Regions from separate parts of the Homo sapiens genome. Here region 2 is linked to region 1. The links are chromatin loops, found by intact Hi-C in ENCODE. Cell type or tissue: PC-9. All regions are shown on one strand. Each heading gives the region's core, and the rest is flanking DNA. Links, peaks and the distances in the headings are about the cores only.

Region 1 (10,859 bases), core at 1,680-9,679:
AGGGGAAAAAATGCGAATTTTAAGAAATACAAAATTGCTAAGAAAAAAACTACTGGTGTAAAGTTTCAGCATTTTAATAACACACAGCTTTTATAGCCGATTCTCCCAAGCATTCCATTCCAAGGGTGCTTATTTCAATTCTAGGAAGTCAAGTGGCATACAGGATTAATATATAAATGCAGTCACATTATCTCTGAATTCTATTTTATTATATATTTATATCAAACATGGCCTTGATCATGTATAAGACTTTAACATTGGAGAAAAGCCTGAATTTCACTCAATTATACAAGAAACAAGCATAGTGTTGAAGAGGGTACTCAAGGGTGGTTGGCAGGTATGCTCTGAGGTCACATCAAACTAATTCTGTCTCTCACTTCTCTGTGAGTTTGAGCAAATCGACATCTAAAGCGAGAATTTTTTTCTCTACCAAATAGATTAAATAGCATATCTAATTCATATTACTGTTGTAAGATTTTATATTATTCATTTTAAGAACTTAGCACATGACAACACAAAATAAAGCATATTCTTATTTAGACAGTCAAGTGATTGAATTTGGACCTTTCCACTTTGCAGGTTTATTTACTGGATTTGAATGTAATTATCCCAAGTTATGCTGTCTCATATGGCAGTCCCTAGCTTTATATGATTATTGAGTACTTACAACAAGGCTAGTAAGAATTGATATGAGGTGCTGTAATTATAAAATATATATCAGATTTTGAAGATTAAATTTTTAAAAGGATATAAAATATCTCATTAATAATTTTACATTGATTAAATATTGAATGATAGTATACTGGATATATGAGGTTAAATGATATGTATAATTAAAATTAATTTCATCTTTTAAAAATAATCATAAATAAGGCAACTAGAAAATTAAAAATTACATATGTGACTTGCATTATATTTTCACTGGACACTGCTACTCTAGAGTATTTTCATAAGAAGAGCCCAGTGTACTTTGTAAAAGTGAAAGCTCCTGGCCCATGACTGAGATAAGCAGAGGAGAGCTGCGCTTCCTAAAAGCTCTGTTAGTGAATCTTTTGCAGGTAAGAATTTAAAAACTATTTCCCTAAGGCTGCATACATTAGGTACTGCCAAGAACCCATCCTCATCTGGATGTTCCAGCTAAAAGTCCTGAGAGATTTGGCTATTCCTACTTAGTGCCTAATGAGACTAGAATACAATACAAGAAAGGGGTGCCTATTAAACAGAGAGCAGTTCCTTTAGGCAAGCACTCAACCAAATGGTGAACATCAAGATTAAGGAGAATTTACAGACGTCTCATTTTTCAAGTTGAATGGAAGCTTGTGGGTCTTTCTTAATGCAGGGTGTAAACAGAACTCCAAAGAGAATGATTGGGAAGAAGGCACCCCACTCTGTAAGACCCTTTCTGATTCACTCTTGGAGATGTGTCTGTGTAAGGCACACAGCTGAGCTGTCAAAGGAGGGGAGAGAAGTCAAAACTCAAGGAAATCTCACTGTATAGCCATGCTCAGATGCCCTTGGTTGGGAGACCTTATCAGTGTCTTGGTGCCCTTTAGGAAATGACATGGCATAATGAAATATTTGGTTTCCTTGAGCAGTGGTTTGTAGTTCCCCTTGAAGAGTTCCTTCACTTCCCTAGTTAGCTGTATTCCTAGGTATTTTATTCTCTTTGTGGCAATTGTGAATGGGAGTTCACTCATGATTTGGGTTTCTGCTTGTCTGTTGTTGGTGTATAGGAATGCATGTGATTTCTGCACATTGATTTTGTATCTTGAGACTTTGCTAAAGTTGCTTATCAGCTTAAGAAGCTTTGGAGCTGAAATCATGGGGTTTTCTAGATATAGGATCATGTCATCAGTAAACAAAGACAATTTGGCTCCCTCTCTTCCTATTGGAATACCTTTATTTCTTTCTCTTGCCTAAGTGCCCTGTGCCGGAAGAGTGACCTCTTGAAGGGCTAGGGATAGTGGGTAGGAAGTGGACCTTGATAAGTGTTTTGAGCAGCACAAGACTGCCTTCCCCTGCTCCTCTCTACTTCTTCCTCCTTAATGTTCCATTCCTTCAGCAAGAGCTGTGACAAGGCATTGTAGGAGAAATTTTTGTGATAGAAGGCTGAGAAACATGTAGAAACACTGGGGGATACTAACCTTGAGAAGCAGAGGAACAATGGCACTTGAAGCTTAACTACCGTACTTCTTAAGTTTTTTTTTTTCTTATCAGTAGCTTTCATATGTGTTTATGTTTCATGCCCACCTATTTCCAATGTAGAGAGGAGGTGCCACTATTTTGAAAGGAGGGTTTCATGAAAAGATTGTCCTGGGTTTCATTATGAGGGAATTGGGGAGTAGAGCCCAAACCAAGAGAAACATCACCCTAGGGTTTTGAGCCACATGAGTTATGATCAAAAAGTAATATGTAAGATGTATCTAATCTTACAAAACAGATTCCGGTATTACAAATACAATGGTGGCACTTTCTTAAATAATCTAGCACTTAACCACTGTTAATTCATTTAATAAAGATTTCATTTATATGAATCTTTCATTTAATGAAAGATTTTGTTATATATGTATGTGTATATATATGCTGTATTTTATACATTTCAATATATTTATTTATAATGTAATGAAATTGTGGCTAAGATGAAGAAAAATTCTAAACAGATTTTTTTCTTTTCACACAAAGATAAACCCCTGACATCCAATAACTTAATATTCAACTTCTATCTTTTCACTCTTCCTAGAAAATATGAACTTTATCTTTCTCTTGAGAGCACAGATTGGAATAAAGTTGACTGCTTAATTGAGTTTCTTCGTCTTTCAAAGATCCTTTACTCCCAGAATTTCCTGAAAGCCGATTCACCGAATTCTAAGAAACTCATTCTATTTCACCAGAAAAGTGTAGAGCTCAAAGTAACTATGAAATTGCAACAAGAAATTCGGACAGAGGATGAACAGAATGATTTCTGTTCTTATCCATAAAGAAGAATGCTGACATCTTTGACATGACCACTTAAAAAGCTTCCCCAAAGAGGCCAGGCGCAGTGGCTCACACCTGTAATCCCAGCACTTTGGGAGGCCAGGGCGGGCGGATGGCCTGAGGTCAGGAGTTCAAGACCAGCCTGGCCAACATGGTGAAACCCCATCTTTACTAAAAGGACAAAAATTAGCTGGGCGTCATGGCGGGCACCTGTAATCCCAACTACTCGGGAGGCTGAGGCAGAAGAATCACTTGAACCTGGGAGGCGGAGGTTGCAGTGAGCCGCGATCACGTCACTGCACTCCAGCCTGGGTGACAGAGTGAGACTGTATCACAAAAAAAAAAAAAAAAAAACACTTCTTCAAATAAATACAAAAAATTAAAACAGGTAAGCCACATATCAACAAAAAAATTATCTATCTTAATGTGCTAGAGTTTCTAAGAAATACCCTACTCAATTAGAATAACTGCATCAATAATTTATTATATGAAATACTCTCTTCCTTCCAAATTAAGCAGTATATAAAAAAGCAATGAGCAATCCACAGTTATGTAGTTAATTTAGTGCAATACTTAGTGCAATACCTGCATTCCCAGCCATGCTTTTCTCCCTTCCTGTCCACCGATGCAGGCAGGGTCATTTGTCCTATCTGCCCTTTAGTGCTCACACAACTGTCATGCTATTGCAGATGGAGATGTGGTTTTTATCTTTGTGAATGTTGGCTGTCCTCAAATATATATGTATGGCAAAATGAACCACAATATCAAGAGCCTTCGATGCTCTTTTCAAAGCTATTGTTACAAACTTACGGGCAGTAACTGCTCATACTGGAACTGTAAGATAAATGTTTTAAATTCTATGAAGTATTCCATTTGTCTGCCAGTCTTCCAATGGCATCTCATGACACTTAGGGTAAAACCATGCACAACATAACCTCTTCTCTGAACTTTCTTCCTAACACTTCCTTTCTAATACTCCCATACTCCCCAACCCCTCTCCCACCATGCTGGTCTCCAGGACCAGGCTTCAAGTATCCCATACAGGTTTCTACCTGGATCTTCCTGTTCTCTCTGTGTGGTGAGATGCTCAATATTCACATGGTTTCCTCCCTCCTACAGTTTAGGTCTTTCTCAAACATCACCTTCTTATCAAGGCCTTTCTTGATAGCTAATTGCAGCCCTCACGGTCCTCAGAACTCCCTACATTGTCTCTGCATTTTTTTTCATAACATTTGCCACCATCTAAGTGTACACTTTGCTTATCAATGTCTTATTAATCATGCACATTTCTCTACTAGAATGTAAGCTCCCCGTGATAGCAGTGATTTTTAGCAAGGCTGTTCTTTCCCGTCCTAACACCTTGAGCACTGCCTGGCACAGAGCATGTACATATGCATTATATGAATGTTTGTTGCTTTCAGTCACTAATCTGATCACTCCAATCATTCTACAAGCTTTTATTGAGAGCCTACTATGTATGCAACGTTGGGTATTCAGTGATAAATTAGACAGTCCTTTTTCTTGAAAAGGTCACATAATTGCGGGAATAGGCATATAAAAATTTAATTGGAATGCAAAGTGATTAGTGTATGTCGAATGAAGACTAAAGGAAGGAGAACAACTCATTTGGCGTGGGAGGCAGGGAAAGCATTGCATAGGAAGTGACATTTGAGCTGAGTCATGAAATATGAGTGTGTTTCTGAGAAATGGAGAAGGATCAAAGGATGTTTCATACAGGCAAAAAGGAATGTACAAAGGCACACAGCTGATACAGGGGAAATCCTGTTGGGCAAATAGTAAATAGGCTAGGTATGGCTAGCATACCTGAGCAGGGCTAGGCAGAGTGCCTGCGAGGAAAGTCAGAAAATGCAGATTGATAATCATTTGCTAAGGGCCTTTCTGCCCTGCTCACGGTGTTCGCTTTATCCTATTGGTGCTACTGAAGGCTTTTACACACAGGAGCAACTTGGACAATCCAGAAAGCAAGATCTATTTTTTTGGAATAACTCTTAGGGCATCATGAAAGGTAGAACATTTGAGGATGAAGCCTAGAAAAAGGAGCAGAATGGGTGTGCAGCTACAGGGAGATAGTGAGTTTGACTTTGCACACATTACACATTGAGTCTTGTGCACAAATACAGAAACCAACTGTCATTTGAAAATAGAAGCTCTTTTGATAGGTGGTGACTGCTATAATAAGGAGTGTAACTCAATGGAAGCTTTGGGAATGTGACATTGAAAGGATGAAAAAGATGTAGAACTGTTTGGAGGTAGAAGTACCCCCTGGATATAGTGACAGCTGTTACTGTAAGCTCTGGGAGCAGAGCTTCCTACAAACAGTGGCACAGTAAGGCTGAAAGATCCAAGCCTCTCAGTCAGAGGAGACTTAGCAAAAAACAGTTGGAAAAGGAGATTAAGGCGTAGGCCAGAGAGTAGTGAGCTCACAGCCAAAAGGGAGATGAAGAAATAAATACGTACAAAGGAAGACTCCATTTTATGGTGGGAGAGAGCTGTGAAGAAGTTGGTACATGTTTAAGATGTTAGACATCTAAGCAAGAACTAATGGGGAGAGAGACTGAACAAAAGACAGGAAGAGAATGAGTAATGAAACAATGTTTTAGGAGAAATATAGGTAGTGGCGTAACATACAGGGATAACAAACAGCCTGAGCATTTTTTAAGTTGACACAAGCAAAATTTTCTTAACATGCACAGAAACATGAAAGATAAGAAGAGGTTGTACCGTATTCGGGGTGTCAGCACAATGTAATGGTTGAGACCAAGGTCTCTAGCATCAGACATTAAGGATTCAAGTTCCATTATTACCGTTTACTAAGTATATGACCTGAAGTTACTGAATCTGTATTTGTCTCAGTTTCCTCATCTTCCGGGTGGGTGCTATCATTTGGACATAGTTGGTTTGTCCCCACCAAATCTCATGTTGAAATTTGATCCCCCGTGTGGTGCTGTTGGGAGGTAAGGACTAGTGGGAGGTGTCTGGGTCATGAGGGAAGATCCCTCATGAACAGCGGGGTGCCATTCTTGAGGTAGTGAGTTCTTACACTCCCAAAACCAGACTGGTTCCCAAGGGAATGAATTAATTCCATCTAGAGTGGGTTGTTATAAAGCTTTCTTAGGTTTAGTCCCTCCTCACAGGTGCATGTTTCCACTTTGACCTCCGCCATATATTTTGTTTGTTGGTTGGTTGGTTGGTTTTTGAGACTGAGTCTCACTCTGTCACCAGGCTGGAGTGCAGTGGTGCGATATCGGCTCACTGCAACCTCCACCTCCTGGGTTCAAGTGATTCTCCTGCCTCAGCCTCCTGAGTAGATGGGACTACAGGTGCACGCCACCACACCCAGCTAATTTTTGTATTGGTAGTAGAAACGGGGTTTCACCATCTTGTTCAGGATGGTCTTGATCTCTTGACCTCCTGATCCTCCTTCCTCAGCCTCCCAAAGTGCTGGGATTACAGGTGTGAGCCACCGCACCTGGCCTCCACCATGTTTTAATGCAGTACAAAAGCCCTCATGAGAAGCCAAGGAGATAACAGTTCCATGCTTCCTGTACAGACTGTGGAACTGTGAGCCAAATACACCTCTTTTCTTCATCAATTACCCAGCCTCAGGTATTCCTGAGCAACAAAAAACAGACTAAGACAGTGGGGGATGGTAACCATTTTTTCTGCACAGGCTTGTTATGATAACTACAGGAGTCAATCTCCCCCTTGTAAAGCTCTCAGGACAGTGTCTGGGACTACTTTGTGGCTATAGAAGTATTTGTTGAGAAAACAGGAAGACAAAAATGTTTTGTGGACTCAGGCCTCAAGGCTAGAGGCCTCTCTTTTTTTTCTGTCAAGAGCAGATAGGAAGGACTACAAGGAGTTGAAATCTATGCAACTTTCAGGATCCAAAAAGAAGTTTGTTTATAACAGGGTTTTCCCTGTAAATTTCTCTCAATAAAAGCAATTATAAGGCAAGTCAAAATTGTGAGGAAGAAAGGGAGAGCACCATACTTATTCATAAACAGAGAAACATCTGTAATTTTTCAAACACTTGAGTTGTTTAAATTTCTAAGATCAAGCACATGTAAGTTTTATGCCCCTATTAATATTATAGGATGGCACGCATATGATGAGATACTCGGTGAGGTCTGTGACTAATCTTAAACGGACATAAGAAGCTCTGGAGTCAGCTAGCCCTAGGTTCCAACCCAGCTCTACATCTTAGCCACTGTATGATCTTTGAAAAGTTGTTAAACCCCAAACCTCAGTTTCTCCATCTGTGAATACAACCATAAAAATATTATCCATCAGCAGCATAAGGATGAAATGGCATAATCAGCCTACACACACCTTGCCTGGAGTCTGGCGTATAATAGATTCCCCATCAATGTGGACTTCCTTAAGCTCTATTATAAATAAAATTGTTTAAGCCATCTGAATATTGCCAAACAATTAGGTACACCCATCAAAAATCTTCACTGCCCATCTACTTGTTAAGCTATGTAATTAGATAATGTCAAAAAAAAAGTACATATAAGTTTCTAAAGGATTGACTTAAAATATTTAAATACCAAACTGAATTGAAGATAAAATATTGAAATCCTTTAGAAGGGTATCTGTGTGTCATATAGAAAATGATGAATCTCTTTGAATGTCTTACCTATTTCCCTGAATAGTATTATTGTGTGACCTTCATTTTTTTTACAGCAATAAAAGTACCTTGAGCCTGACAAGATTTATTGTTTCCAACTAATATTTCCTGTATTGGGTGTGAATTTAATTCACATTAAGGACTTACAATTTAGGACCTTTAATTCATAACTTTTGTAAGCATAGAAAACCTTGGACCCTAAACAATCTAAAATAAATTAATATATCATGCTTTCGGTAGAAGGGAAAATAATAAAGTGATACACTTCTGCTCATGTCCCTGGAGCTGCTTGATTATAACAACCTCTTTTCTTTTTCACTTGACAAATGACTTGGGAATTATCTGTATATTGTCTGATACAGAGCTAAACTTTTTTCAGGACATTTTCTAATGAGTCATGGTGGAGGCTAATAGTAACCTCTTCTACTACTTCCTCCTCCCTCCAGAAAAAACACACACACACACACACACACACACACCTAGTGTTTGCAGCAAATCTTGACAGTTTTGAATAGATAAGAAGAAGCTACCTGCTTCATAAAAATTTAGTTATCACATACCGCCCAACCTGACTACAATTGGAGAAGCGTGTGTATAGGGTTTCAATGTAACTTATAAAAATATATTTTAAAAGTATACAGTGCTGTTATGTCTGGTAGTTTCTATGATCAGTAACACTTATCTATAAAATCAAGGTTTTGTTGGTAAATTTCATAATATTCAAATCTAATTCATGCTTTATTTGAAGTTACAAATGTAATGTTTTTCTCTTCCAATATCATTCCATATTTATATGTGCAATGAAATCAGAAAGTACTGGTAATTATTTTTTTGGGAGGAATTCTTAAAAAAAGGCTCTATCACAATTCTTAAAATGCACTGCATATGTAATAAATGTTTATGTCTTCTTCATTCAAAATTAGAAGGTAAGCTTCACAAGAATAAGAACAGAGCTAAAAACAGTCAAGGGGTTTAATAAATATTTACTGAATGACAACCAGAGCCAAAAACATGTCTTTGCCATGGAAGCTTAGCCCAAATCTACCTTGAGCCCTGTGTCAAAAATCCAAAGGGTGTATAGCCCCTGAAATGCTACCTTATATGGCGTGCTACTGCTAGCCTTTGCACGTACTAAGTGCCTGCCTAAGAAATGACTCATTTTTGCCTATAATGCACCTTCATACATCAACTAAGCAATATGTGCAAGTTATGTGAAAATACACTTCTATGTTTCTTGCTAATTTAACCATATTGTCACTCAAGAAAATATGCTGTTCCCAGCTTACCACGACCATGTATATAAACTGAGGCATTTTCATTCTGGTTCCTTATCAAGAACAGAGAAAGTAGTAAAGGTTATCTCTCTTTTTACAGTTAGAGATACTTGAAGGGAAATGAGATATGTACCAGAAATAAAAAGACTCTGTATGGAGAAGTTAAGAGAAATACTCTGACCTTGTCTTTCATAGGCCCATTATTGTTTATAACGACTTAAAGGGTCTCCCAGGCATGATGCTGACATTTATGGTATTTTATCTCCCATACCAGCCACTGAGAACTCTTTCACTTTCATTAATATATTTTAATCAAAGATTCCTGGAATCTCAACACTTCTTATTCCTTTCAGGTCTTCCCAAAATCCATGACACCAAGTTCAAATGCTTCCGTGTTGAAGTCTAATATTTTTAACTGGGTTACAGTAATATGCCATTTACTTATTCCTTGCAGAATGAATTACCACTTATTTAAATATCTACAGTATATGTGGGGCTGATCTTTAGTTATAAAATCTGTCCCATTTTCCAGAGTTCTTTTTTTCTTTTTTTTCTTTTTCTTTCTTTTTTTTTTTTTTTTTTTGCCCCTACAGGTAAGAGGAAGATAGGACTGGATGTGTGAGTATCTGGGTTAAATTTCTGTCACAAACTTCTTTAGTCACCATTAATCACTGAGATTCTGACCTTCAGCAATGAAAGAAAACAATTTATAAAGTTTGCAAAAAAAAAAAAAAGTAAGAGTCCATATCTTCTAATACATACGTGCACTGTTAACATTCCTCACATTTAGATCAAAAGATAGCTTTGAAATTTTATTATTTTGAGAAGTAGAAATATTAAGGCTAAACTACTGAATTATAATGAAATTCTTTCAAGTTTCAGGTTCAGGGATAAAAAGAGGAGACACCAGGTAGCTGTCACTACTTCCTCACTCCTGGTATCACCTACTTGGGTGTGAGATGTGTTGGAAAAATCATCCATGAACCTGCTCCATCATGCCAAAGAAGCCAAGAAGGACCAGCCTGACCAACATGGTGAAACCCCGTCTCTACTAAAAATACGAAAAATTAGCTGGGCATGGTGGCAGGCACCTGTAATCTCAGCTACTCCGGAGGCTGAGGCAGGAGAATCGCTTGAACCCGCAGGCGGAAGTTGCAGTGAGCCGGGATCACGCCACTGCACTCCAGCCTGGGTGCGACAGAGTGAGACTCCATCTTGAAGGAAAAAAAAAGGGAAAGAAAGAAAAAAAGTAATAAAGAAAAGCAAAGTAAAGAAGCGTGGAAGAGTGGAAAGATAGGAACTACCTAGACATATTCTTTTTCAATGACAATCATGCTCTTTTAGTTTTTTATGTCTAAGATTATTTAGAGAAAAAATCTTATTCTACCCTAAAAACCATCATGGCAACAAGTTTACTATTTTGAAACAGGAGAAAATTCCATTTTAAAAATGACAGCGAATAGGAAGGACATTCCATGGTGAAAATATTTTCCTTACTTTCATTCTCAAAATATTTGTTAGGACTAAGGGGAAATATACAAGTAAATATTACTGGAAAAAATGTATAGCCCTATTAAAATATATTTATTAAGTTGAAATTCCTTCAAAATAAAATTGTCTAGCCAAAGGTGAAATCTACAATATCAGTTCCAAAGCATTATTAAGCACCTACAAAGCACAGTACCTAGCTCTGTGGAGGTCACAAAGATTAATAAACTTTTCAGAGACCATGCAAAATATATATATATACTCATATTTTAATACTGTCAAATTTAGGAACATCCACATAATATAATATTTGGATCCAATTATATAACCTATAAACTTTCCTTAAATCTATTCCCCAACTATGGCTATTTCACAGTTTTCTAAAAGATAATGATATAAGAAATATTTTCCAATGTGTTTTAGGATTTAAGGAATGCTTATACTTGGGAAACAGAAGAACTCTTTTG
Region 2 (10,859 bases), core at 1,184-9,183, 110 kb before region 1:
CCACAAAGCCAAAAGTATCTCTCTGGATCCTTACAGAAAAAGTTTTCTGATCCCTGGTCTAAGTTGTCCCTAAATAACATCTTGGTAGAAATTAAAAGAATTCTGATATGATTATAGTTGCTTCGTTTTATATTTAATCTATTAATAAGCAGTAATTGGTAAGGAACTTAAAAAACAAAACAGAGGAACCCAATTTATCTGTTATGGGCTAAATTGTTTCCTTCTCCCAAAAGATATGTTGAAGTCTTAACCCCTGATAACTATAAATGTGACCTCATTTGAAAAAATATGCAGATGTAATAAAGGCCAGAGGAGATTTACTGATGTAGACCCTAATCCAATATGACTAGTGTCCGAAGAAAATGAAAACACCATGTAAGGACAAAAATGCAAAGAGAGAATGATGCCATAAGATGATGGAGGCAGGCTTTGGAGCAATGCAGCTGCAAACCAATGAGTGCCAAGGATTGATGGGTCACCACCATCAGCAAGGATGGGGTGACGAAGGTTGCTACCAGAGTCTCAGAGTGACCATGGCTCTGCTGACACCTTGATTTCAGACTTCTGACTTCAGAACTGTGAAATCCTATATTTCTATTATTTTGTGCCACCCGTTTTGTATCACTTTTTTATGACAGGCCTAAGAAAGAAATACAATGAATTCAGGGTATTTAGAGGCAGAGATTAGCACTAAGTTACTCATTTTGAACAGTTAGCAGAGGTTACCAGCTGATCATCGACACTTTGTTTTTATTTTTGTTTTGTTTTTGGTAGACTTGTATTCGGGAAGTGGCTGCCCTGTCAGAGGCTACTTTTCCCTGCCCCCATTGGCTTAGTCAGACCCAAGTGACTTGTGCTCACCAACAGAATATTATTGGAAGCAAAATGGGCAAAGTGACTAAGAAAGCAGTGTGCCTTCTTCAGGCTGGATGCACAGGATCTAGCAGTTGGTTCAGAGGTCCTACAGGTCATGGAGCCACAAGATGAAAAAAGTCTGAACACTGAACAGATACATGGAGCAAAACCCTATGCTCCCTACCCATCCTCTGCTAACTGGTCTCTATGCAAGAGAAAAGTAAACTCTGGGGGTAAGTCCTTGGAATGATTTTATATTATGTCAGCTACAATTACATTAACCACAGTAACTAATAAGCATAAAATCAAATTTCTCATCATCTCTAGAACTTGAAGTCCCTGTAGGTGTCATATTATGTTTCCTCTATGAAATTTTTAAAAACAAATGAAGAAGGGCATCACCAATGTAAAGTTCACAAGCACCTTAATCCAAACTCAAACAACATTTGCCATCAGCGCAAACCTCACAGAAGAGCCAAATAAAATAAATGACAAGAGAACATCCAAACAACTGCTAAGTATTGCACATAAAAGGGAGTAAACCTCAGAATTTGGGGCATAGAAGATGTTTACAGGTGCCGCAATGTGCAAAATCCAGTGGTAATAACTAGATGTGGACCTCTAAGAAAAACAAAAAGGAGCTTGAAGATCAATCTGAGGCATAGCCAAGACTGTGCTTGAAGCAAAGCATTAGACAAGAGGTGAGAATAAATGAGTCACTGACAGCTTTGCCTTCTGCAAACAATGGCTTCCAAGTGATGCCAAAATGTGATCTTTCTGTGGGTGCAACAGGGAAACCAATTGGTGCTATTTTCGCACTTCCTGGAGGCAATAACACATCTAGAGAGCAGTCTTTGTCAAAGATAGTCTTTAAAGCTGCAGCTCCATAGAAGCCTTCTATGGTTAGGAGGAACATTTACCTGTCTTGAATAAAATAAGATGAGATAACAAATACAAAAATTTCCAAATGAGACATTCTAGTTTTAAACTTCTTTTTAAAAATTCCTTTCTTCTTTTTTTATTTTTAAAGTAAATCTAAAGACTTACATAAGACCTAAAAGCATAAAATCCCTGGAAGAAAACCTAGGCAATACCATTCAGGACATAGGCATGGGCAAAGACTTCATGACAAAAACACCAAAAGCAATGCCAACAAAACCCAAAATTGACAAATGGGATCTAATTATACTAAAGAGCTTCTGCACAGCAAAATAAACTACCATCAGAGTGAACAGGCAACCTACAGAATGGGAGAAAATTTTTGCATTCTATCCACTTGACAGAGGGCTAATATACAGAACCTAAAACAAACTTAAACAAAGTTACAAGAAAAAAACAAACAATCCCTTCAAAAAGTGGGCGAAGGATATGAATAGACACTTCTCAAAATAAGACATATATGCATGCCACAGATATATGAAAAAAAGCTCATCACAACTGGTCATTAGAGAAATGCAAATCAAAACCACAGTGAAATACCATCTCACACCAGTTAGAATGGCGATCGTTAAAAAATCAGAAAACAACATATGCTGGAGAGGATGTGGAGAAATAGGAACGCTTTTATACCGTTGGTGGGAGTGTAAATTAGTTCAACCATTGTGGAAGACAGTATAGCAATTCCTGAAGGATCTAGAACCAGAACTACTGTTTGACCCAGCAATCCCATTACTGGGTATACACCCAAAGGATTATAAATCATTCTACTATAAAGACACGTGGACACATATGTTTATTACAGCACTGTTCCCAATAGCAAAGACTTGAAACCAACCCAAATGCCCATCAATGATAGACTGGATAAAGAAACTGTGGCATATATACACCATGGAATACTATGCAGCCATAAAAAAGGATGGGTTCATGTCCTTTGCAGGGACATGGATGAAGCTGGAAACCATCCTTCTCAGCAAACTAACACAAGAACAGAAAACCTAACACCACATGTTCTCATTCATAAGTAGGAGTTGAACAATGAGAACACATGGACACAGGGAGGTGAACATCACACACTGGGGCCTTTCAGTGGGTGGGGTTTAGGGAAGGGATAGCATTAGGAGAAATACCTAATGTAGATGGCAGGTTGATGGGTGCAGCAAACCACCATGGCACGTGTATACCTATGTAACAAACCTGCACGTGCTGCCCATGTATCCCAGAACTTAAAGTACAATTTAAAAAAAAGTAAATCAACATAATTATTTTCTGAGTTTACACAGGCTAAACTACAATATCTTAATTAATTTTTGATAGGTTTTCCTTGTTCTTGTTAACAAAATTCTTTTTTACATGAAGTCCTAATGAGACTGAAGATTTATCTTTCTGGGGTGGCATGCTGCTGCGTGATCAGTGGATTAGCTGCCACCCTGGAACTGGCACACTACCTTGTGGTATTTCTGTGCTATCTGACAGAAGGAATCCAAGATTAACACGTTGTTCTCCATCACCAGCTGAAAAAAAGAATGCTTGATAACATTTTTGGTTTTCTTTTGACATAGTATATTTTTAGTTCACCCCTTTTCATTTTACTAATTCTTTTTCATATGGTTGAACTATTTTGCAGATAAAACTTCAACAAGTAAAGACAAAAATATTTGCATGGAAGTCACCCTGTACATCAGAAAGCTAGAGTTACATACAGAAACATCTGTCAGCATATGGCTATACAGATGCATCACAACACTTTAGGGTCTGACAGCTTTACTTTGGATGGGCTCTTCAGTAAAAGAACAAATTGCTTTTGTTTTCTTGGATTCTAAAACAACAGGCCTATTCCAGGGGTCAAGAATTCTTGATATTAGGTCCTGGCTTCCATCAGTCACACTTACATAAACATAGATTTTTTTTTCCATCAGAGAGTTTATCATTTAATTATATTGTTTAAATCATACAAAGTAGAAAAAAAAGAAAAAAATTAAGCACAAGGAATTGCCATTACAAACAGAAGTCTTTGAATAAACATCATAAAATGGAAGGCACTGAACATTCCTTGTCAGAGAAGCTAAATCAGAACATACACAACGCCTGCTCGTAAGTGCTCAGGAAAAGGCAGAGACAATTCAGCAAGGAACTTAAGTCAGCAGCGTAATGTTTAAAATTGGGGTTTTGCAATCTGACATACCACTTGAATTTCAGCTGTACCATTTTGTATGATGCTAGCATGCAAATGAACCTAAATCACCATTTCTTCATCTTTAAAATAGCACTATAATAGGGATTAAACGAGGTGATGTATGTAAAACACTTAGCACCATGCCTGGCATATAGGAATTTCGCCAGAAAGGGTAGCTTTAAAAAGTGAATATTCATAACAGTTGGTATCATTAACTGAAGTCCCAGTTAGTAGTGCATGAATTTTTATTTCTGTCAGAATACATTTCTGACAGGACTACTGAAAAGTAGTGAAAATGACGGATTTTATAAGACATGTAATGATGGATAATAACTATTAATAATAACTAATGTGGCTTCAAATTTGAGCCTCTTTTAGGGAAAGGTTTTATGACATCCTCTTATAGAAAAACCAGCATGATTGACAGACCTACATTTTAATGTATATTAAAAATATCGTGCAATTTTTAAACTGCATCCTAATCCAGAACTATATGTTAGTTTCTCAAAATGAGGATATCACCTCTGATAAAATGCAAGTATCTCTTTTGAATAGCCCTACCATCAGAATGAAAAATGAATGCTATTTTCCCCTCAGGTGATCCATATGAGTGACAGGGACAAATAGACATATTCCACATCACACTGCATGTCTGTTTTCCCCTTTCTCGCAAGGAAGTGGCGGCACCAGTGAATCACCAAACCTTCTGTGGGCTCCTACCCAGAGAAAGGCTGTGTGCCAGGCTCTCAGTTGAATCCACGGATGTCTAAATCCTTGTCCTTCCTTTCCCCCAAGGAGCCTACAGCTTAGGTGATGAGATCCAGGAGAAAAAAATGATGGTTAGGAATGCAAAAGTTAGTGAGTACATCATGTACCATCTTAAAAGAGGCTTTCATTCTTCCTTGCTGAACAATGATTTGAGTATTAGGTGCCCTGAAGTATAGGACAAATGTTGTAAATAATTACAAAGCACATCACAAAACATATACTTTCTTACTGATTTGAGTATATTCTTTAAAATTCCAACAATTTCTGTGAGGGGGCCTGTGGGAAATACTAAGACGGACCCTCACCTCCATTCTTACCTTTTTCTCCCTTAGCATACAGAGACTAATTCTACACAGGATAAACAAATCAAATCAGAACTAAAAGTTCAAACCAGCAATAATTCTCCATCTGTGGTTTACATTTCTGGGAAGTCACAGAGAGCTCTGATCCATGGACCTGTACAGACAGCCTGAGGTGACATACCAATTGAATCTCATCACCCTGGGCAAACAATCTCTAATTCCATCTAGATGGTAGCAAGCAAAGGTGTAGAAAACAATTTTCCCATTTCTACACCATGAACCTTAGATCTACCTCACATTTAAGAATAAGGTTTCATTTCCTTTTTGTTACCCCAACCAAAGTCCAGCTCTGTGTTCTGGGGGGAAACCAAAAAGAAAGGAAAAGAAAAAGGAAAACAAAACGTCAGGTTTACTGCTTTATCAAAATGAGGGCTACATACAGAAACTTCTTTAATGGCTGCAGAAGGGTTTCATCTTTCCTTTGCAAGTCCTGTTTCTCTGTAAACGATTGTCTTATTCCAGTTTACCATGTAAGGATTGCAGAGAAAGGAGTAAAAACACATCAAAAGGACAATACTTTTTTTTTTTTTTTGCCAGAGATTCTATTTGTGGAAAGAATTTTCCTTTTATGGCCATGGCCAGAAAGCAACTGATTGCTGAGCAAAGCTGTGTAAGCAAAATATCCAGTCACTTCATTTCACAGTAATGTAACCTGGAAAATTGAACAGAAAAGTTAGAAACTGGAGTATATTTGCTCTAACGTTACAGCAATCAGCCCAAAAATGCCTCTATTAAAAAGATCTAAGTCAAATAAGGAAAGCTGTTGTGTATAATGGAAAGAGCATGAACTTCAGGTCAAACAGATCTCATTTTGCCTCTGTTTAAGTCTTTGCTACACAAGCTGACTAAGCATCTGTTTCCTTAAATTTACAATATTAATAGCAATACTTCTTTCTGGAGGAAGTTTAGATAATTTAATGAAATAATGTAGATATGTTAGGTAATTAGTAACCTGTTAAGTAACAAGCCAGGTTAAACTTCTCAAATCTCCCCTCATTACCAACATGTAAATAAAGTTAAGCTTCTTGATATAGAACCAGCTTTTTTAAAATTTTGCCAAGTAAAGAAAGGAGGGCAATGGAAGGAAGTAGAAAGAGCCATGAGATAATGAGCAGAAATAACTCAAGACTATCAGGTAATAAGAGAGCTTTAAAAAGACAGGAGTGGAGTCATTTCATGTTCATTTAACATACAGGAATTCAACTAGGTTCAGGCAAAAACACAGAAGGAGCTTAACTTGTGTACACCATTTTATCCAGTTTTCCACTCCACGGAAGTATGCCCCTAAATTCGAACAAGAGGATAAGAATGCATCTGCTATTCTCTCAGGCATCTTCCTTCCAGCATTTGAGGATTTCCGTGCCAAATGTGATTCAAGGGTCAAAAAACACATGGTTTTCATACAACATACTCTATAAGTATGCCAGCTACTTCCACTGGTTCTTAAGAGTCAACTGTTCATCAACTGAGAAAAGACTGGCTATGTTAGAGAGATAGAAGGTATGTATATTTCTATCAGTTCCTTCCTATGAGGTTTTCCAAGGTAATTTTCCTTAAAATACGTTGTACTTAATTTTCCTTAAAAAACACTGTAAATTATTAAGAATATTTACAAACTATTATGGACCTTCAACTGTCATCTCAGGGCCTAAGTGTCATGCACTGCTAGAGCTCTACAAGCTTACGAGGTGGTATTTAATATGGTTGGAACAATGTTGCTCACATGTCCAAATTCCCCACATGAGATTCAGTGAACAGCCTTCCAGACTATAGTCTAGCTTCTCCTGAAGAACCCTTAGGGATGGGAACTCACTACTTCCAGGATTTCCACTTCATTTTTGGATCTGCCCCACTGAGATGTTCTAATACTTATTAAAAGCCCCCCTTCCTATAAATATCGATCACTCTCCTGAACACTACAATGTAATTCCTCTTAAGCATGACAAATGTTCAAACATTTCAAATTTTTAACATAAAACCTTAGGAACATCCCAAGTCCTATGTTCTCCAAGTCAAACATTATTGAAATCTTCAGCCTTTTTTTATATGGCTTTTTCATCATCCTGACTTCCTTCCTCTTCAAAATTATTTTAGTTTTTGACTGTGTTATGTCACTTGTTACCTGAGATGCCTAAAAATAAGCACTAAGCAACTAGTAGGGTATGATCAGTGTTAGACCGTTTATCAGCTCCTACTTCTCATATGCTTCATCTTAATCAAGTGTTCTAAAATCACATGAGCTCATTTTGTTGTGAAAGCCACACTCAGTACTAATTTATGTTGTAACTTATATAAAACTCCTGAAGGTTGTTGTCATTGATGTTGCTCTTGAAGTTTATCTCCTTCATTTTTTTATTTGAATTTTGCCTTAAATTTTTTTTCCTATTATCCTTATTCAACTGTGCTTTGTAAAACTCCACCCCTAATCCAGCCTGTGAGAACTTTTGCACTGAATTACTCTGAGATGTTTACACATTGGACCAAGCCATAGTGTCTTAGTAACCAGAAATATCTAACAGAATCAGAGGTTTCCTCAGCTGAACTTTGAAAGTGCAAACTTTTTCATTCACAGTATAGGACCACTGAAGAGAATACCAAAGCATCTAATTTGTATGGACTGACTTTATTGTGCAATAAACAAGTCTGTCATCCATGTAAATGTAGTATATCATCTATATCCTACCATTTTAGGAACAACAAAAAAATTAAACTTCACTATTTTCACTGGTAGATTAAGCTGGCTCCCTTGGCAACAAAAAATGTGTGTGTGTGTGTGTGTGTGTGTGTGTGTGTGTGTTCTCCAATAATTTTTCTTTCTAAGATAAAAATTGAAGGACTTAAGGACTTTCTCATAATAACTGCTTATTAAATTTGAGTCTATAAATTCCCTATTTTTTCAAGGAAGGAATACAATTAATATTGCTATTATGGGTTTGTTTACATGTCTGTCTCATATTCGGGATGTACTGAGAGGTCAGGAGACATGTTATTGTGCTGTTTTTTCTTTCTAGTGTAATTAATTGCTCCTAGTGTAATTAACACATTCTACTGAATGAATAAACATATAAATGAATGAAAAGGTCATACAATTGAAAAATCAATACAAAAAAAAAGAGATGGTCTTGGAATAATTAACCAACTTCCTCTCTGGTTGCAGAATTCCTCTGCCAGTCTTTTGTGCACTGTATTGAGCCAATCACAGATTAAAGTAATTACAGTGAATTCTTGATTACTGTCATGCGCTCTAGCTATTTTGTGAATAACCTATCACAACTAATTCCAAACTTATCTGCTGCCACCCAGCATATGTCTGAGTTACAGTCAGCCTCACTGACAGCAGATGTATGCTTCAGGAAAGCACATTTATGTTGATATTTCTGCACAGAATACACAATTATGAAATTTATTCTCTTGGGGGTTGGAAAAAACCCACAAGCATTCTGAAATAAAATGCAGAATTTTTTGTGTGGATGAAATTTTTGTGTGTGCCAAACTTCAATACAAAAGTTTAAATAATGATTTCCAACCTCACCAATGAGTATATGGAGAAGTATAAGAAGTTAACAATCCTAGTCAGACACATTTGAGAGTCTTTCCTCTTTCCATATTTATGGAACAGCTTTTATGCTGTAAGATACGTCAGGAGGCAGAAGGCTAATTCTTGCCCTGGAAAAACCTAACAAGCCAGAGGTTAGACATACGTAAAGCAATAAACATTAAATCAGGATTTCTCGGCCTCAACACTATTGACATTTGTGCGTGACGATCATTTGTTGTAGGGACCTAGCTTCTGTGTTGTAGAATGCTTAGCAGAATCCATACCCTCCACCCACTAGATGCCACCCTCCATGTGACAACCAAAAACATCTCCAGACATCACCAAATGTTTCCCTGGAGGCAAAATCACCACTGGTTGAGAACAACTATATTATAGCCACATTCAGTGGTTTGAGATTACAGAAGAAAGAATAGCTAACTGCATAATCAGGAAATGAGGCATCATTTTCTGGGCAGGAAACCAATACAATATCTTCTTCATTCCATAATATTTTCAAGCAAAGGGAAGTTATTCCATAACCACCAGGCAAAAATCCAATTTCCCTTAGTGGTACTCTGATCCCGGAACACATACGAATTTGGAGTGCTTTGAAATTGCAAAGGGAACACATTTATTGGTAATGCCAAAGCTGTCCAGACATAAAACTCCTTTCATAAAAATGAGAGAATTTACTTTAGTACTTATCTGTTGTATACAGTTGGAAAATCTTTTTTTTTTAATTCCTTTAAATCACTTTTGGCAATACATTCTCATAATCAGAACTATGTTTCCATAATCATGTGGTTCAGGGCGACACTAAATCAGTCTCATGGTACTATAGTAACCCTTTAATAATGTAGTGCTGCAGACTTCAGAATGTCAAGAGAAAAAATATTTTCATTTCAAGTAAGAAAGACTAAATCAAGTGATGCTCCACTTGGTCTCACTTATGACCCTTTTGTTGTTGAACTGAGAGAAGCTACTAAGAAAAGAAAGCAAAAAGCAAAATTCTTCTGTGCATTTATTTAAAATCTGCAGCAATGGAAGACAGCATAGGCGACAAACCCTAAAAGGATATTTGCAATTGGCATAAGATATTATCTTGGTAAAAACACTGGATAGAATATGTTATCACTTCTTAAATGTAATTCCGTAATATCTCACTATGTACACACTTCCAATTTAGAAACAAATTTCTACATTTCACAATAGCCAAGTCATTGGAACACAAACCTCTGCATATATGAATAGGGATTCCCCAAGTTCTCAGCATGATGTTCTACATTGTGGATGTAGACAGCTAATGGCAAGAGAGTTTTCTGTGGAGAGAATAATGTGATTCTGACAATTCTGCTTCCTGTAAAGGAAATATGTTAGCTACAGAGAATTTCACACTGTTGGCATCCCTCTCTGAAATTCCTGGAGAGCACCAAACAATTTTTGGTTTTCATCACCACTGTGAATTTTTCCACTTGGTTTGTATTCTAATCATTATCAACACCTTATTATCGTTTATATTCCAGTTTAAGGAAATATATCATGGGTAAGCTGGAAGACCAAGAACCAGAATTCAGAGGATTTTGGAAGCTAGTGATACAACCTTGATCTTGACCTCAGTTTCTTCAACCATAAAGTGAGGACTTAAAGTATATCATTTCTGTAGTCCCTTTCAGCTTTACTAATAGATAAGCCAGACTTCTTAACATGCCCTAAGTAGGATTATATTTTCCCATGTATAGAATTTATACCTAGCTTATAATTTGAAACTAATGAGGGCCAAAATGAACCAGAAATTTAACCTGGGGGGAACAAAGTCAAATAAAAGGCTAACAAGGTGCTCTACTTCTAAGTAGCTTATATACAACCTCTGTCTGACCAAAATATGATTTTATACCATTGAACATATACCAACTACAAATAATTCATTGAATGTTACTTTGATATGTACCTGTATATGAAGGTAAAAGCATTGGGTTTATAGTCTCAAAAAGAGCAACAACAAAAGCAAAGCTTCCTAAGAAAACATTAAGTAATATAGTACTACACTAGAAATTTGTGTGTGGAAATTAATCCCATTACTTTAACTATACTGAATTTAGTAATCATAAATTTTAGAACTTCAGAATAGTTAAAAATTATCTATCCTAAATCCCTCAATTCACAAGTGTTGAAATAAGGGATACACAGCAGAAAATAATGAATAACAATTAAGGAGGTCATTTCT

The links. Peaks named below come from ENCODE experiments on the same cell type or tissue, not always from the same donor. Only the 100,000 strongest peaks of a DNase experiment are listed, where the experiment ranks them.
Region 2: it touches region 1 in a loop (2.5-fold over the local background); 4 of 110 quality-filtered maps call a loop at or near these places.

What each region holds. Positions count from the first base shown.
Region 1 is chr4:30,751,412-30,762,270 of GRCh38, reverse strand. All of the region lies in intron 1 of PCDH7 (protocadherin 7), which reads right to left. Among named protein-coding and RNA genes, the nearest start is that of PCDH7, 36 kb to the right of the region's middle. RefSeq lists an enhancer at 4,135-5,334. In PC-9, for the core only: no CTCF peak of the experiment used is centred there; DNase peaks (open chromatin) are centred at 4,720, 8,080 and 8,740; H3K4me3 peaks cover 567 bases; H3K27ac peaks cover 4,528 bases.
Region 2 is chr4:30,861,468-30,872,326 of GRCh38, reverse strand. All of the region lies in intron 1 of PCDH7 (protocadherin 7), which reads right to left. Among named protein-coding and RNA genes, the nearest start is that of PCDH7, 150 kb to the right of the region's middle. In PC-9, for the core only: no CTCF peak of the experiment used is centred there; DNase peaks (open chromatin) are centred at 1,606 and 5,206; H3K4me3 peaks cover 642 bases; H3K27ac peaks cover 2,660 bases.